Regions from separate parts of the Homo sapiens genome. Here regions 1 and 3 are each linked to region 2. The links are chromatin contacts, found by Hi-C or POLR2A ChIA-PET in ENCODE. All regions are on one chromosome and are shown on one strand. The core of a region is the stretch at or near the end of the contact, and the rest is flanking DNA. Distances in the headings are between cores, read along the strand shown.

What was found. A loop is a pair of places that touch in the nucleus more often than their neighbours do. ChIA-PET counts read pairs that join two places held with the same protein, here RNA polymerase II (POLR2A). Pooled maps may share reads with other maps.
Region 1: a map with no recorded cell type shows a loop between it and region 2 (9-fold over the local background). The contact joins two enhancer-like sites. A Hi-C loop is called at or near these places in 1 of 37 single-sample maps with no recorded cell type and 1 of 50 pooled maps. POLR2A ChIA-PET finds 5 or more read pairs at or near these places in 1 of 52 experiments (GM12878).
Region 3: a loop to region 2 is called in a pooled map, with 6 times the contacts of the local background. The contact joins the promoter of PRC1 here to the enhancer-like site in region 2. A Hi-C loop is called at or near these places in 1 of 50 pooled maps. POLR2A ChIA-PET finds 5 or more read pairs at or near these places in 2 of 52 experiments (WTC11 and naive thymus-derived CD8-positive, alpha-beta T cell).

Annotation. Positions count from the first base shown.
Region 1 is chr15:90,095,033-90,098,790 of GRCh38, forward strand. The region is part of intron 1 of IDH2 (isocitrate dehydrogenase (NADP(+)) 2); the gene reads right to left. Among named protein-coding and RNA genes, the nearest start is that of IDH2-DT, 5.2 kb to the right of the region's middle. RefSeq lists an enhancer at 394-918. Within about 2 kb of position 2,084, at least 9 of the 41 ENCODE cell types and tissues checked have a DNase peak (open chromatin) inside an H3K27ac peak, as active enhancers do; they include GM12878, where a contact is called at or near this core.
Region 2 is chr15:84,734,293-84,738,009 of GRCh38, forward strand. No RefSeq gene overlaps it. Among named protein-coding and RNA genes, the nearest start is that of ZNF592, 12 kb to the right of the region's middle. RefSeq lists enhancers at 1-237, 744-803, 824-913, 2,194-2,253. Within about 2 kb of position 1,404, at least 23 of the 41 ENCODE cell types and tissues checked have a DNase peak (open chromatin) inside an H3K27ac peak, as active enhancers do; they include GM12878, where a contact is called at or near this core.
Region 3 is chr15:90,992,232-90,995,849 of GRCh38, forward strand. It overlaps PRC1 (protein regulator of cytokinesis 1), which reads right to left and starts at 2,304. Exons shown (of 15, transcript NM_003981.4): 1 at 2,176-2,304. The coding sequence starts at 2,186. LOC124903556 (a long non-coding RNA gene) reads left to right here and starts at 2,548. Exons shown (of 2, transcript XR_007064759.1): 1 at 2,548-2,704. RefSeq lists enhancers at 1,610-2,477, 2,478-3,344 and a silencer at 1,841-2,060.

The DNA of each region.
Region 1 (3,758 bases), core at 834-3,333, 5.4 Mb after region 2:
AAACAACTGACTTTCCAAAGATATGCAAAGAGTTTGTTTTTTTTTTTTAATCTAAAAATAATCTTAGAGATCATTTAGGGGGAATAATGAGACTCAGAGAGTGTGGTCTGCATCAGAGGCAAGATAGAGCCCAGGTCCCTGACCCAAATGCAGCCTCTGGAAGACCCGTGGGTCAGATGTAGAGAAGCAGAACACAAACACAGCCTTGGACTATTCCATTCCCTAGAGAACAAAAGGTGGCTGGCTGCTGGCTCTACTGCCTTTCCCAAGACGCGATGGGGATTTTGAACCCAATCTACAATATTCCTTCACTTTTTTCTGAAGCTTGAGTGGAAAGAGCTGCAGAACCTGCGGAAAGTCTGTTGAGCTGTTGCAGAGCTAGTTTAGTTCTGGGGAGCATCTCCTATGAGTTAATTTGAGGACAGCTAATCAAATTTGTTAAAAAAAAAAAAAAATGAACTATCATAATCAGGAGCCCTAAGGAGAGACTCACTTGGGGCCAGTTCTTCAGGTTTCAGCCTCAGCCTGGGCTCCACGGTTGGGCTTCAGGCAGGCATGGCTAGGAGAGTTCAAGGTCAAGATCAAAGACCTGATGTGTCAAACCCTCAGAGACCACAGGACCTGATTATTTACTCACCGGCAGGTGCTAACTAAGCACTTATCCAGTACCCCACTGGGATACTGAAATGCCTAAAACACAACAGTGCCTGCCCGGAGGCAGTGAATGTGGAAGGGGAAACCTACAGGTAACAGAGAGAGAGCAAGCAGGGCTGTCACCAAAGTCAGGAGTGCCCAGGCCTCCCTGGAAGCAAACATCCCAGGGGAACTGAGAACAGCAACATGAGCCAAGGCCAGCAGAGACTTGTTCTGCTTGTTCCAGGTACTGGTTTTTTAAAAAAATCTTAATTGGTGACCAAGTTTTAAAAATCAGTAAATCTCAACAATAAAACAAATAACTCAACGTTAAAATGGACAGAAGACTGGCTGGGCACCGTGGCTCATGCCTGTAATCCCAGCACTTTGGAAGGCTGAAGAGGGCAGATCACTTGAGGTCAGGAGTTCGAGACCAGCCTGGCCACAATGGTGAAACTCTGTGTCTACTAAAAATAGAAAAAAAATTAGCCTGGTGTGGTGACACACACCTGTAGTCCCAGCTATTTGGGAGGCTGAGGCAGGAGAATTGCTTGAACCCAGGAGGTGGAGGTTGCAGTGAGCAGAGATCATGCCACTGCACTCCAGCCTGGGTAACAGGAAGACTCCATCTCAAAATAAATAAATAAATATAATGGACAAAAGACTTAAATAGACATTTCAAGTCCAAAGATGATATACAAATGGCCAACAAGCACATGAAAAGATGCTCAACATCACTAATCATCAGGGAAATGCAAATCAAAACCATAATGAGATATCACCCCACTATCCCCTCACAACCACTAAGAGAGCTACTATCAGGAAAAGAAAAACAAAACAGAAAATAAAGTGCTAGCAAGGATGTGGAGAAATTGGAACTCTTGTGCCCTGTTGGTGGGAATGTGAAATGGTGCAGCTGCTGTGGAAAACAGTATGGGTGTTCCTTAGCTAAAAGGAAAAGAATTACTGCCGGGCACGGTGGCTCGCACCTGTAATCCCAGCACTGTGGAAGGCTGAGGCGGGTGGATCACGAGGTCAGAAGATCGAGACCATCCTGGCTAACACAGTGAAACCCTGACTCTACTAAAAATACAAAAAATTAGCCAGGCGTGGTGGCAGGCGCCTGTAGTCCCAGCTACTGGGGAGGCTGAGGCAGGAGAATGGCATGAACCCGGGAGGCGGAGCTTGCAGTGAGCTGAGATCGCGCCACTGCACTCCAGCATGGGCGAAAGAGAGCAAGACTCCGTCTCGAAAAAAAAAAAGAAAAGAAAAGGACAAGAATTACTATATGATCCAGCAATTCTGCTTCTGTATATACATCCAAAAATATCGAAAGCGGGGTCTGAAAGAGATATATGTATGCCCACATTCATAGCAGCAATGTTCACAACAGCAAAAGATAGAAGCAACCCACGTGTCCATCACAGATGAATGGATAAAGACAATGTGATACAGTCCCCCCTTATCAAAGGTTTTATTTCCATGACGTCAGTTACCTGTGGTGTCAGTTACCCACAGTCAACCATAGTCTGAAAATAGGTGAGTACAGTACAGTAAGATATTTTAAGAGATCACATTCATGTAACTTTCATTACAGTATATTGTTATAATTGTTCTATTTTATTACTAGTTATTATTGCTAATCTCTTACTGTTCCTAATTCATAAATTAAACTTTATCATAGATCTGTATGTATAGGAAAAAAACATAGTATCTACAGGCTTTGCAGTTTCAGGTATCCACTGGGGATCTTGAAATGCATCCTCCAAGGATAAGGGGGACTACTGTTATCTACATACAATGGAATATGATTCAGCCTTGAAAAGAAGGGAAATTCTGACACCTGCTACAAAGTGGATGAACCTGGGGGGCATTATGCTAACTAAGTGAAATAAACCAGTCACAAAAGACAAATACTATATGCTTCTACTTACATGAGGTACCTAGAATAGTCAAATTCATAGAAACAGAAAGTAAAAAGGTGGCTGCCAGGGACTGGGGACGGGAAGTGGGGAGGTATTGTTTCATGGGTAGAGAGTTTCGGTTTTGCAAGGTGACAAAGTTCTGGTGATGGATGGTGGTAATGTCTGCACAACAGTGCGAATGTACTTAACAATACTGTACACTGAACAATGACTAAGATGGTAAGTTTTATACGTTTTTTACCAAAATAATAAAAATTTAAACCAGTCAAAAAAAATCAGGAGATTTTATATAAAAATCTAGAAATGCAGCAGGCACTCACTCATGGCAAGGATGGGCTGGGCTGAAGGCGGCCTCTCCCTTCACTCCATGACAGCCAAGTGCCCTCCAGTGTGGCCCAGGGCACTGGAGTTTGAGACCCCTGTCTGCTGTTCAGCCTGTATGGTGGAGATACAGCCATGGTCTGCCCTTCTCTGAGAGATAAGTGGTGACAAGCTACCTGAAATACACAGAGCAGCAGCTAGGCCTCCCTGAAAACCTCCGAAGTGACAGCCACCACGAATCTTCAGCTGATGCATTGCACAAACACTGTCCTCTTGGCGAGAGTGCAGGATGGAATTACACCAGTCACCAGAGGCACGTTAGGCTGACTCTCCTCCCTGTCTGGGGCTCCTAGCACCCAATACCAAGTAAGGATTTCAAAACACATCCCTGGCTTCTTGCTGCTCCCAGCAGGAGGCTAGAGGTCCAGCCGCAGGCAGCCAGCCCCAGGCATAACTGCTCCCTCCACATTCCTACCCATGCTCTCAGCAGAAAGGCTGCTCAGTCAGCATGTCCCAGCAAAAGATCAGAGAGTGGGGAAAGGTTCCAATTCCTGGGGGCTCAAGAAGGCAGGACAGCAACTTTGTATATTTTATGTATGTATGTATGTATGTATGCATGCATGTATGTATGTATGTATGTATGTATGTATTGAGACAGAGTCTCACTCTGTCGCCTACACTGGAGGGCAGTGGCGTGATCTCGGCTCACTGCAAGCTCCACCTCCTGGGTTCAGGCAATTCTCCTGCCTCAGCCCCTGAGTAGCTGGGACTACAGGCGCCTGCCACCACACCCAGCTAATTTTTGTATTTTTAGTAGAGACCGGGTTTCACCATGGTGGCCAGGCAGGTCTCGAACTCCTGGCCCCAACTGATCCGCCT
Region 2 (3,717 bases), core at 154-2,653:
GCTGTGACACTTTAGTGACCCTTAAGATACTTCAGTAAAGACCAGTGGGTTGGCAAATCCAGCAAATCCCCCCCCCGCTTTTTTTTTTTCTGAGAGAGAGTCTCACTCTGTTGCCCAGTCTGGAGTGCAGTGGCGTGATCTTGGCTCACTGCAACCTCTGCCTCCCAGGTTCAAGCAATTCTCCCTGCCTCAGCTTCCTAAATAGCTGGGATTATAGGTGCCTACCACCATGCCCGGCTAATTTTTGTATTTTTTAGTAGAGATAGGGTTTCACCACGTTGGCCAGGCTGGTCTTGAACTCCTGACCTCAGGTGATCGCCTGCCTTGGCTTCCCAAAGCAGTGGGATTACAGGTGTGAGCTACCGTGCCCGGCCAACTCTTTCTTTTCTTTTTTTATTTGAGATAGGGTCTCACTTTGTCGCCCAGGCAGGAGTGCAGTGGCACGATTATGGTTCACTGCAGCCTTCACCTGCTGGGCTCAAGCAATCCTCCCACCTCAGCCTCTCAAATAGCTGGGACTACAGGCATGTGCCACAATGCCCAGCTAATTTTTTTATTGAGACTGGGTTTCTCCATGTTGCCCAGGCTGGTCTTGAACTCCTGGGCTCCAGCAATCCACCTGCCTTGACCTCCCAAAGTGTTTGGATTACAGGCGTGAGCCACAATGGCCAGCCTCCCCTGTCTCTATTCTTCCGGATTTCACCACTGTGACATTCTGCACTCACCACTTCCCCCACCCCACCTTTTTTTTTTTTTTAATGCTTTTCTCCTGTAGCTCCCATGACCACCAGAAGTTACCCAACCAGGCAGATCAGTATCCCTTATCAGCTCACCAGTCCTGAATAATCCCTGACATTTGCATCTTCCTAGATCCCCTCTTTGAGACAGTGTGTTACAACTTTTCCTTTTTCCTCACCCCTCCCCCCTTGGTGACATTCCTTCCCTCTTGCCTGCGGTTACTTCAGAGTCAGCACCTGCACCCACACTTGACTCCTCCCCTCCAGCTCACAAGCGGAAGTATCTTCCTAGCTAAAGCCAGCCTCTCTGCGTTTGCTCTCGATCTCTCCCCTCCCACCATTTGGCCCCCCTTAGGGGACAGAACAGATCATGACTGATGCACCTTCAGCCTCTCCTGCTTTACTTTAAAATCTTGTCATCCTTTAAAATTCTTCCTTGCCCTCATCCGCCCTCCGCATAGTTACTGCCCTCTCTCTCCTCCCTCATTTCTGCCATCAAGCCCAAGCTCTCATGAAGCATTCATTTAATCTTCACAGCAGCCCATGAGGATGGTGTCAGTATTGTCCCTATAAAACAGAAGTGGAGTACAGTTGCTTTATTAAACAAGGTCACCCGGCAGGGGTTTGAAGGCAGAGAACTGGGCTTAGGGTCTGTGCCCTTGACCACTATGTCATACCATAATGCATGCCTCATACTGGATGGTGTCTGTTCCCAGCACTCAGCTCAGTGCCTTGCACATACATAGTAGGGGATTAATAAATATGTCTGACTAAATAAATACATGCTGCAAGTTCTTATTCTTTCACTCTTAGAATGACTCACTAGGCTGGGCACAGTGGCTCACGCCTGTAATCCCAGTACTTTGGGAGGCTGAGGCGGGCGGATCATGAGGTCAGGAGATTGAGACCTTCCCGGCCAACATGGTGAAACCCTGCCTCTACTAAAAATGCAAAAATTAGCTGGGTGTGGTGGCACGTGCCTGTAATCCCAACTACTCGGGAGGCTGAGGCATGAGAATCGCTTGAACCCAAGAAGTGGAGGTTGCAGTGAGCTATCATGCCACTGCACTGTAGCCTGGCGACAGAGCAAAACTCTGTCTTAAAAAAAAAAAAAAAAAAAAAAGACACTAATCCAGGGATTCTCAAAAAATGTAGGGGCTTAGGTTTATAGCTACTTTTCTGAAAGAAGCCACAGTTCTCATGAGTTTGTCATAGGAGTCTGTGTCCATACCAAGTTAATAACTTTTTTTTTTTTTCTTTTGAGACAGGGTCTCACTCGGTCAACCTCCTGGGCTCAAAGGATTCTCCCAAGTAGCTGGGACTACAGCTGTGCGCCACCACACCTGGCTAATTTTTTTTTTTTTTTGTATTTTTTTGTAGAGATGCGGTTTTGCCATGTTGCCCAACCTGGTCTTGAACTCCTGGCCTCAAGTGATCTGCCTGTTTTGGTTTCTCAAAGTGCTAGGACTACAGGTGTGAGCCACCGCATTCGGCCACAACTGCTTGATTCATTCATTTTTCTGTCTCCAGTTTCATTTTCCCCCTTCTCCTCCGCCTCACATCCTGTACAATGCCAGTAGATGACTAGATTGTCAATGTCTCATTTTAATTCTGTTGCTGGTAAAAACATAAGAATAGGCCAGGTGGCACAGTGGCTCATGCCTGTAATCCCAGCACTTTGGTAGGCTGAGGCGGGCAGATCACCTGCAGTCAGGAGTTCAAGACCAGCCTGACCAACATGGTGAAACCCTATCTCTACTAAAAATACAAAAATTAGCCAGGTGCAGTTGCACTCACTTGTAATCCCAGCTGGTAGGAAGGCTCGGGTGGGAGGATCACTTGAAGCTGGGAGGCAGAGGTTTCAGTGGGCCAAAATCACATCACTGCACTCCAGCCTGGGCAACAGAGTGAGACTCTGTCTAAAACAAACAAACAAACAAACAAACAAATATATATATATATAAATATGAATAATTCATACATATATGAATAAATAATTTTCTCTACCTAAAAAGTCTTGAATGCCCTCACCCCACTGCCTCCAACATAAAAATCAAACACTCTGGCCCAATAGCCAAGGCTTTCAGTAATCAAAGCCCAACACACTTTACTAGTACTCCCATTTTTCTCCTGCTTGAATTCTCTGCCCCAGGCAAACCAAAGTCTTCTAACTTCAAAGCCTATGTTCTAACTCGTCTTTCAGCAGTTCATTCAACAATAATGTATTTCATTCCTGATCTGAACCAGGCATTATGCTAGGGGTGGGAATACACAAATGAATACAATACAGTCTTTACCCTCGAGAGACTATCAATCTAATTTGGGAGAGAGATGTGAAAACAAAAATCTAAAGACATGGAATGACAAATTGTCCATGGGAGTTATTCTTGCCTGGAGGTGGGGTGGAGCTGAGAGTAAAGGAGACTTTTCTTTCTATGTTCAACATGTCTGCACTCTTTACCTGTTTCTTTTATAACATGCATGCTTTACTTTTGTAACCAGGGGAAAAAAATCACATTACATGAAAATTATGATTAATTCAATTCTGAACACTTGAGTTCAAAGAAAAAGCCCATAACTGTCAAAAACATAGTAAAATTAAGGAAGAAAGGACAATGAACCAATAGAAAAAAGTGGACAAAGCTATGAGAAGGCATTTCTCAGAATATGAAACATTTATGGTCAATAAACATATAAAGATATATTCAACTTCATTAATCATCAGAGAGGTACAAGTCAAAACCACAGTGAGATTCCATTTGATGTCTATTTGAGTGGCAAAAATGAAGAAATCTGACAATAGCTTGCATTGGAGAGGATGTGGATCAAGAGAATCTCATATACAATGTTGTTAGAAGTGTAAATTGGTTTAAAAAAATCAAACCAGAACAAAACAAAACCCCAAAACCACTTTGGTAAACAACTGGAAATTATCTTGTGAAGCTGAACATTCACAATAGAATTGTGACCACCAATTCTA
Region 3 (3,618 bases), core at 1,054-3,553, 6.3 Mb after region 2:
TTCTCTACATAGCACTTACCACCATTTAAGACTAACTTATTTATTACACTCCTCTTTTGCTATTAGAATATAAACTCTGTGAGGGCAGGGATGTCACTTTTGCTCACTGCTATATCCCCAACACTTGCAATGGTTCCTTGTATATAACAAACATTCAAGAAGTATTTTTCTTTTCTTTTTTAGTATAAATTATTATTTTTTAAATAGAGACAGGGTCTTGCTATGTTGCCCAGGCTGGTCTTGAACTCCTGGGCTCAAGTCATCCTCCCACCTTGGCCTCCCAAAGTGCTGGGATTACAGGTGTGAGCCACTGTGCCAGGCCCAAGAAGTCTTTTTGAATGAATAACGTGACATTTCAAAAAAGTTGTATGATCTTAAGATGCTTCAGAGCAATCATTATGAACAATTATCATGATACACTTAAATACTCCCTGGCTAAATTGTTTCAGATAATCCCCTAAAAGCAGCAAGTCTGAGTTTTTTTTTTAGATTCACTGAAAAAAATCAAGAGTGCATACAAAGACTACCACTCAAGGACAAAAAGGTTGTAAAATGAGTCAGTTTTTCCAGTCTTGAACATAAATCACTGGACTGGAAGGTATCTCACAGTGGTCCTTAAATTATTTTCTACCTTCAGGCAGCCTTCACTGATCCACTGCCCTATTTTTTCTTAGCATTCCAGAGAAGGAGCTTTGTTGATCTCCAGTTCAACCTGTTTCGGGGATCGATAACCATAATTAATTCTGGCCAGAGTTTCGTTTGAGCCTCAGAGGTCAAAGCTGCAGTGAGCAATCTCGCCACTACACTCCAGCCTGGGCGACAGAGTGAGACCCCGTCTCAAAAAAAAAAAAAAAAAAAAAAAAAAAAAAGTTAATTATATCCATTAGCCTGGAACCAACATTAAAGGGTAAGTTTTCTCCTGCTTCATTCAATCCCTTGATAGAGGAGATGCCTACATAATTCATAAACTGTTAATGGACTTTTTTTTTTTTTTTTGAGACGTAGTCTCACTCTGTCGCCTAGGCTGGAGTGCAGTGTCGAGATGTCGGCTCATGCAACCTCTGCCTCCTAGGCTGAAGCGATTCTCCTGCCTCAGCCTCCTGAAAAGCTGGGGGTACAGGCGCGCCACCAGGGCCAGATAATTTTTGTATTTTTAGTTAAGACAAGGTTTTACCATGTTGGCACTCAATTCTCATTATTCTGAGGGCAAGCATTTTAAAAAGACTGATCAGAATTAGTGATCATGAAATGAAGAATCTTACAAAGCCTTAGAACAATCAGTTCCACCAAAAACTACACATTATTTAACGCTGTATCATCAGAAAACTGCATCCACAACTTTTAGAAAATAAAGTTAATATTTGGAAGTCACAAGGTTGGTAAGTGGCAGTGTCACCGTCTGGTCCCGATTTCAAGTCGGACAGTCCCTCCCCAACACCGCCTAGGAAGTTATTAAAACGACCGGAAAAGAATTCCATAATCCGTTTCTTAACTTGCAAAGAAACAAAGCTATCTTTCCAATTCAAACAAAACGTTAACACCGCTGGCCAGATATAAAGAAAAACAACGGGCCGGGCACGGTGGCTCACGCCTGTAATCCCAACACTTTGGGAGGCCGAGGTGGCAGGATTACTTGAAGCCAGGAGTTCGAGACCAGCCTGGCCAACATAGACCGCGTTTCCACAAAAATAAAAAAAAAGAATAAAACAAAGAAAAACAACGATAAATAAACTTAACAGCTTTAAAGAAAAGCCACGACCACAGAAGGTTTACAACGAGTCATCTGCGCCAAGCAGCGGCACCTGAGACGCTGCGGGCGGGGAGGGTGGGGTCCGAGCGCCAGCGCTGACCGCCTGGGTGGAGGCCGCCCCGGGCCCCGGGCCTCGACTACCCTGCCGCGTCCGGGCACCGGCGCTCGGCTCCCACCCGGGCGTCTGAGCCTGCGGGCACCTGCGGCCGCCGGCGGACAGCGCGTCAGGTCTCACCGCCGCGGCCCTCGCACTGGCTCGCCGCCTCCAGACCCTGCCCCTCAGCGCCCCCGGCCTCCCTCGGCGCCGACTGCCGTGACGATCTAGGCCCGGGACCCCGCACGGGTCCCGCACCCCTGAACAGGCCCCGCAGCCGAAACGAGCGTCGCTCCCTCCCGCGTCCCCTCGATTTCCCCGCAACCCGCACCTTCTCCTCATGGCGGACGCTCCAAGCAGCCGTGAGTCCAGGTCCAGACCTACTCCACACGGCCCCGAGAGCAACAACCACCCGCAAACACCGGCGATGTCACTCCGCGTAGCCGCTCCGCGAGCCGTTGAGCCCCGCAAAATTTCAAACCGCGCCACGGGGCGAAGCCTCGTCGCGATTGGCGTCGCGTCCCGTCGCTCCAAGAAAATCCCCGCCCCTCGGGCTGAAGTCGCGGGTGCGCAATCGGGGTGGGGACTCGCGAGCAGGGCCTGGGAAGCGCCGGAGTGGCGGCGGGGGATGACGTCACTGTCTGTGAGTGGCCGGGCGTGGCCTGCGCCTCCCGCTTCCCTGGCTTGGCGGCAGCCTCAAGGGACTCCTCTCCCAAGCCAGCTACCTCATCGGAGCGCCGCCCCGCCTCGCCCCGCGCAGTTTGGATTCGAAGTGCGCGGGCGGGGAGGGAGTTGAGAGCACCGCGGCTACCTGGCTTCCCTGAGTCCCGGCTGCCGGGAACGGGCGCGGGGGTGAATAGGTAAGTTAGCGCCTAGTTTCCCTCGCTCATCCAAGAAGCGAAGCTTGGAATCGATCTTTGGTGGGACTCTTCCCCAGATGTAAGAAGCCATACACTAAAGGGGAAGGGAAGGAACATTGAGTCCTGCTCATGGGCCTGGAACGTTTCAACGCCAGTTATCCCATTTAACCTCCACAATCGCCATTGCAGAGGAAACGCAAAAAGATTTGAATGATTTGCCTAAGTCACGTTATCAAATTAGATGAGTTTCTAAATCGTTACATGAAAAATTTAAAACTCAAAATAGACATTACTTTTGTAGCCTCCTTTCCTCGATGAACATGTTACATCCCTAAATGCTTATATATCACCGTTTTTTCCCAGTGATTCATGGTGGCATGGTGGCATGAATCCTGGTGTGTAGATATCTCGCCCATTCTGCTATTGATATTTAGATGATAATTTAAAAGATAAGGCTGGGCTGAATATCTTCATACATAAATCTTTGTGTATGTATGTATTTATAAATGCATCCTGCATTTTCGTACGGCTGATTCCTAGAGGTGTAATTACTGAATGCTCCCTTTATTAATTTGCCTTCTGCACAAAGCCTCACCGGAAAAGTACCCTCCTTTTGTTACCCTCAGCAGGGCTGAATTCTATTGTACTTCTAAACATCTTTGCTCATTTTGTAGGTAAAATAATAATACTGGCATTTCCTTGTTTGGCACTTGATTATAATTGAAATTGCACATTTTTCGTGTTTATTGGCCAACTGTAACTTAAGTGAATCCTCTTCATATGCCTTTTCCCTAAAGGTAAAGGATGCTTGTTTGCTTCACCTTCAGAACCATATTTTTCTTATTTTCAGAAAAACTTCATTAGTGCTTTCAATGTTCTTTTTACTTTTTTTAATTGAGACGGAGTCTCGCTCT